Linked DNA regions of Homo sapiens: region 1 is linked to region 2. Evidence: chromatin contacts called from ENCODE Hi-C data. All regions are on one chromosome and are shown on one strand. Each heading gives the region's core, a stretch centred on a gene start or an enhancer-like site at or near the end of the contact. The rest is flanking DNA. Distances are from core to core; before and after follow the strand shown. Region 1 holds the start of DHX37 (DEAH-box helicase 37). Region 2 holds the start of SUDS3 (SIN3A corepressor complex component SDS3).

Evidence for each region. A loop is a pair of places that touch in the nucleus more often than their neighbours do. Pooled maps may share reads with other maps.
Region 1: a loop to region 2 is called in a map of naive thymus-derived CD4-positive, alpha-beta T cell, with 6 times the contacts of the local background. The contact joins the promoter of DHX37 here to the promoter of SUDS3 in region 2. A Hi-C loop is called at or near these places in 1 of 168 maps with a recorded cell type or tissue (naive thymus-derived CD4-positive, alpha-beta T cell), 1 of 37 single-sample maps with no recorded cell type and 9 of 50 pooled maps.

What each region holds. Positions count from the first base shown.
Region 1 is chr12:124,987,759-124,990,458 of GRCh38, forward strand. DHX37 (DEAH-box helicase 37) reads right to left here and starts at 1,373. Exons shown (of 27, transcript NM_032656.4): 1 at 1,159-1,373. The coding sequence starts at 1,264. RefSeq lists a silencer at 1,077-1,286.
Region 2 is chr12:118,375,128-118,377,827 of GRCh38, forward strand. It overlaps SUDS3 (SIN3A corepressor complex component SDS3), which reads left to right and starts at 1,428. Exons shown (of 12, transcript NM_022491.3): 1 at 1,428-1,706. The coding sequence starts at 1,565. LOC124903031 (a long non-coding RNA gene) reads right to left here and starts at 1,000. Exons shown (of 2, transcript XR_007063480.1): 1 at 829-1,000; 2 at 171-664. RefSeq lists silencers at 1,425-1,644, 1,675-1,824 and an enhancer at 1,483-1,983.

The sequences.
Region 1 (2,700 bases), core at 123-2,622, 6.6 Mb after region 2:
TCTGTATTCTATTCACTGGTTGAGCATCCCTAATCTAAAAATTTGAAATCTGGAATGCTCCAATGAGCATTTCCTTAAGTGTCATGTTGACACTCAAAAACTTTTGAATTTTGGAGTATTTTGGATTAAGGCTGCTCAACGTGTGCTACTGGTCCCATTCTGCAGATGTGAAAACGAAGGCACAGAGATGTTAGGGGATCTGCCTCAACTCCCAGCCTGTCTGTGGAACTTTTTTTTTTTTTTTTTTTTTTTTGAGATGGAGTCTCGCTCTCTCACCCAGGCTAGAGTACAGTGGTGCGATCTTGGCTCACTGCAACCTCCGTATCCTGGGTTCAAGCCATTCTCCTGCCTCAGCCTCCCAAGTAGCTGGGACTACAGGTGCCCACCACCACGCCTCCTCTGCTCTAAATGCTCCCATGGCTGCCCTCTCCCGTAGAGAAAAAGCCCCAGTCCTCGCCAAGACTGCAGTCCAGGCCCGACCTGCCCTGGCCCCCTGTTTTTTCTCTCATCTCCAGGCAGCCACTCAGGTCTCCTTCAGATCTTGACTCTAACAGAGTGATGTCTTCTCCAGCAACTCTATGGGATGCTGCAACCCACCCAATGGCCTCTTCTGTTTTATCTGCTCACTATAGCCGCATAAATTTCTATATGTTTATTCTTTGCCTGTCTCCTCCTATACAGCAGGTAAACTCAGGGATTTTCTAAAAATCTCCCTTTCTGCTATGTCTCCAGTGCCTAGAATAGTGCCTGGCATGTAATAAGGGCTACTCCTAAAAAGGGGTCTGAGAGAAATGTCAGCCAGCCTGGAGCTGAGCAGACAAGACTGGGCTGAAAATACACATTTGGGGGTCGCTGGAGATTATAAAGAGATTATAATCGAAGTCATGGGAAGGGATGGAACTACTCCTGTTTTTTTTGCCAAATTCTCCATGTTACTATTTGAGGGCGAGAGAAATCCCGGGTATTCCATATACACTGTTAAAACTAGGCTGTCACTAAGCCCCTCTCCTTTGGATCATCTGGAATGGGGGGACCCATTCCCCCATTCCAGATGATCCATCCCACCCCTCTGGGATCCCCACCCGAGAGTCCTGAAGGCAGGGCACAGGCCGCCCTGGGAAATCTCCGAAATCCAGCCCCGGTCCGGGGATGTCTTACCCTCCAGTTCCAGCTGCACGGGGGGCGGCTCGGGGGGGCCCTTCGAGGGTCCGGGGCCCGCCTGCTGGCGCCCCTTGATGTTGTAGCGCCGGCGCAGCTTCCCCATGGCGACTAGGCCAGGGTGGGCGCTCCAGCGGCCGGACCAGCAGAGCAATCCGAAACCCAGCCCACGTGGGTTCCCAGACCACCAACTCCGGCCGTGAGACTTCCGGGTTGTGTTATCGCGAGAACTGTAACTGACTTTGCCGCTGAGGGGCGGGGTTGCAAGAGAAACCCAGCGAAGAGGAGAGGCGGAGCCGGGCCGGGCAGGGGGCGGGACTATTTAGAGAAGTAGGCGGGGCCTGAGGTCCCAGCGGAGGCCGGAGTTTAAGTCCTGGGCTGTTCTCGCTTGGGGTAGTCTGGGTTTAAATATGAATTATATCTACTGATACTAATTTGGCTTCTTGGGAGTGGAAGTGTTTTGCCACCTTTTAAAATATACCCCGCCCCCAGTACTCCAAACTTCTTCCCCCCAACCCTGGTTTGCGCATCTGTATTTTCTGATATTCCTACAAGAAACGTATTAGTCGTGTACTTTTAAAAAGGCACCAAATATTTCCATCACAGGGATAGATGGAAGATCTAAAAGGAGGCCTCTACGGGCGCGGTGGCTCACGCCTGTAATCCCAGCACTTTTGGAGGCCGAGGCGGGCGGATCACGAGGTCAGGATTTCAAGACCAGCCTGGCCAAGATGGTGAAACCCCCGTCTCTACCAAAAATACAAAAAAAATTTAGCTAGGCCTGGTGGCAGGCGTCTGTAATCCCAGCTACTTGGGAGGCTGAGGCAGAGAATTGATTGAACCCGGGAGGTGGACGTTGCAGTGAGCCGAGACTGCACCACTGCACTTCAGCCTGGGCAACAGAGCTAGACTCTGTCTCAAAAAAAAAAAAATAAAGTTGTCTATTACATAACTTTAAATTCCCATTACCGCATCACATTGTAACACACTGGGAAACAATGCATTATTATTATTATTGAGACAAGGTCTGGCTTTGTTGCCCAGGCTGGAGTGTAGTGGAGCAATCTCGGCTCACTGCAACCTCTGCCTCCCGGGTTTAAACGATTCTCCTGCCTCAGCCTTCCGAGTAGCTGGGACTACAGGTGCCCGCCACCACCCCCAGCTAGTTTTTGTATTTTAGTAGAGACGGAGTTTCACCATGTTGGCCAGGCTGGTCTCAAACTCCTGACCTCGTGATCTGCCTGCCTGGGCCTCCCAAAGTGCTGGGATTACAGGCATGAGCCACCGCGCCCGACTTTTTTTTTTTTTTTTTTAAGAGATGAGATCTCGCCCTGTGGGCCAGGCCAGAGTGCAGTGGTGCAATCACCACTCGCTGCAGCCTTGACCTGTCCTCCCACCTCAGCCTCCTGAGTAGTTATGACTACAGGCACACACCACCACGACGGGCTAATTTTTCTATTTTTTTGTAGAGATGGTGTCTCCCTATGTTGCTTAGACTGGTCTCAAAATTCTGGGCTCAAGGGATCCGTTTGTCTCGGCCTC
Region 2 (2,700 bases), core at 178-2,677:
AGACAGTTCTGGAATCCTAGTTTAAATATAGATGGCAGACCTACGGTGCGATCTGAGAATGATTCTTATTTAGAAGGGGCTTCAGAAGATCTCAGAACTCCTGGAAAGACATCTTAGCATTCCATTCTGGAAATTCTTTAGTTTTGTTGGGAGAAAAAATCACTTACAAATAGAGCCAAGATTTTAATTAAAACAAGGTAGTAAATAAATGTCAAAATAAGTGGGATGAGAATAACGTTTCATTTTCAGAAGAGTCCATAGGGAACAATTCAGAGATAAATTTAATCACAAAAGGTCTGAGAATGGGAATATTCGGTTCCACCCTGGTTTTCACATCTGTTCATTTTCACTACTGGTTGCGTTTCCTACGGAGACTCGGGTGGAACATAAAAGTGGGGCTACTTTGGACAAACCATTAAAAACCTTACCCTTTTTTCTCGCTACACACAACTAGACCACATTGCTCTTAGCTAAAGGGACACCTTAAATCTATTCGTTCAGCAAAACTTATAACACCGTGTTCCTTTTCTACTCAGAGGGAATCGCACAAATTAATTCTTGCAGATACTCAGCTCTCCTGTTTTTTAAGCTTCCACGTGGGCCTTAGCCAAATAACTTCTGGTAGGCAAATTCTCCCCTTCTTCAGTTGAGAGCTCAGAGCAAGCTGTTGGATTAAGCAAAAGCACCTTTTAAAAAATTAATATTCAAGGCAGCTGTACCGCGGAGGGCCTGGGTCTCGGAGTCTAAAAAATCAGACTGGACGTTACTATTTTTTTTTAGGCAAACGACAGCTCGTTTCTCATTTGTAAAACCGGGGGAACATCTTACCGAATAAACCTTACACAAACAGAAAGGATTCCTAAGGGCTGGGAAAATACTATTTTGCTGTCCCCAGGATGGAATATCAGCATCCTTGTCTTTTAGCTCTTAATAAAGCTCTAACTAGTCACAGGAGGAGCCAGGCTGCATGATCACGCACACTCTGGACGTCTAGGTTTTCCGACCTAATAAGGGGGCAGGTCGCGTCGTTCCCTGCTTAAATTAGAGACCACCTCCACCTGCCAAGGGCCCTTCAAACCCTCCGCCCCTAGGTCGCTAACGATCACCGCTTTAGTTCTAGCTCCAGGCGCCGCCTGGCGGCTGTCTCCGGAAGTCGCCTGCGAGCCTCGGGGTCCTGACCGCTGCTGGGCCTGCCCGTAGATTTGCCTGACTCTAGCGAACCTGGCTCCGCCCCTCCCCCACTATACGTTGAGGATTTTAAGACGGCGATGAAAGGGCTGAGGTTGTGGCGACGGGGGCGTCCAGCGGCATCTCCACTCCCCCAAGGATGGCGGAATCAGGCCGTTGTCGGGCAGCTCTCGACCCGGAAGTCGCTCGCGGCGCGAGGCCCCCGTTGCCGAGCGCGGGCGCGGGGGGCGGAGCTCGGCGGAGACGGGGAAGGGGTCGCCGTGGCTGCCGGTCCTCGAGTTGGGGGCTGCCGCGGACACTGCTAGGCAGACGGCGAGTACCGAGCGCGGGTGGCCGCGGTGTCCGTGGGCCACGCTCAGCTGCGGTCAGAGGCGACATGAGTGCCGCGGGGCTGCTGGCCCCGGCCCCGGCCCAGGCTGGAGCGCCGCCGGCCCCCGAGTACTACCCCGAGGAGGATGAAGAGCTGGAGAGCGCCGAGGACGACGAGCGCAGCTGTCGGGGCCGCGAGTCGGACGAAGGTGAGTCCTGCCGCTCGCCCGGCCGCCCGGAGCGGAGGTGGGACCGCTGGGGGAGGGGGTGGGGCTGTTCGGGAGAGGGGCGGGGCGGCCTCCGGGGCCTGGGGCTGCGTGGAGGGGCCGCCGGGAGTTGCGGGGCTCGGGGAAGTTACCCCCATCCGTGCTGGAGTAGCGGGGAAGCCCTGGGTGCGTTACACTCGACCGTGATGGGGAGAGGGGACTTAGATGTTGTCACGCTGGGGGTCCCTTTAAGACCCCGTCCTCCCTCCCAGCCGTTTCTGATTGAACCTCACTCACTAGTAGGAATTAGAAACTCATTTACTGAATACATCGAGTGTAGTTCGCCCCTTTTTTGTGTGTGAGAGCATCAGAGTCCAAAGTTGCCCCTCCCCACCCCCGAAATGCATAAGTCATCTATACTTTAGGTAGTACACTATTGAGAACTCAGGTTGGTTAAAGGAAAGGGACCTAGAACCAGCCAGATACAGGTTTAAATTTGGCTTTGTCACTTAACTCAGCTTTGTAAACTTAAGTTTTCCAGCCTCGATTTACCCAACTGTAATGGAGCTGTTTAATTCCCACACCTGCCCTAGAAGGCACTTCCTAGGGTCGGTATAGGGATTAAATGACATGCGCATAAAGTACTTGGCCTGGTACTGTAAATACTCCGTAAATGTTCTCCCCACCCGCCCCCCTCCCGGAAACAGGTAAGAGAGGGAGAGATTTGCTTAATGGTCCCCAGGTGTTGTGTTTTCAGTCCCACGCTCTTTGCACTGTCATCACAGAGTCTCAGAGCCTTGCTTTTCAAACTGGGCTTTATAATTTGGCAAGTGTGAGGAACGCTATTTTGGAGGGATGGAGGAGGAGGAAGGTGATGAAATGTGAGAGATCAAGGGAGGAGAAATAGGAAACAAAGAGAGACCGATATATGAGCGGAATATTCTGGGACAAAATCGGGCCGTGGAGCAAAAGCTAGACCAGCTGTTTGGAATGGGGC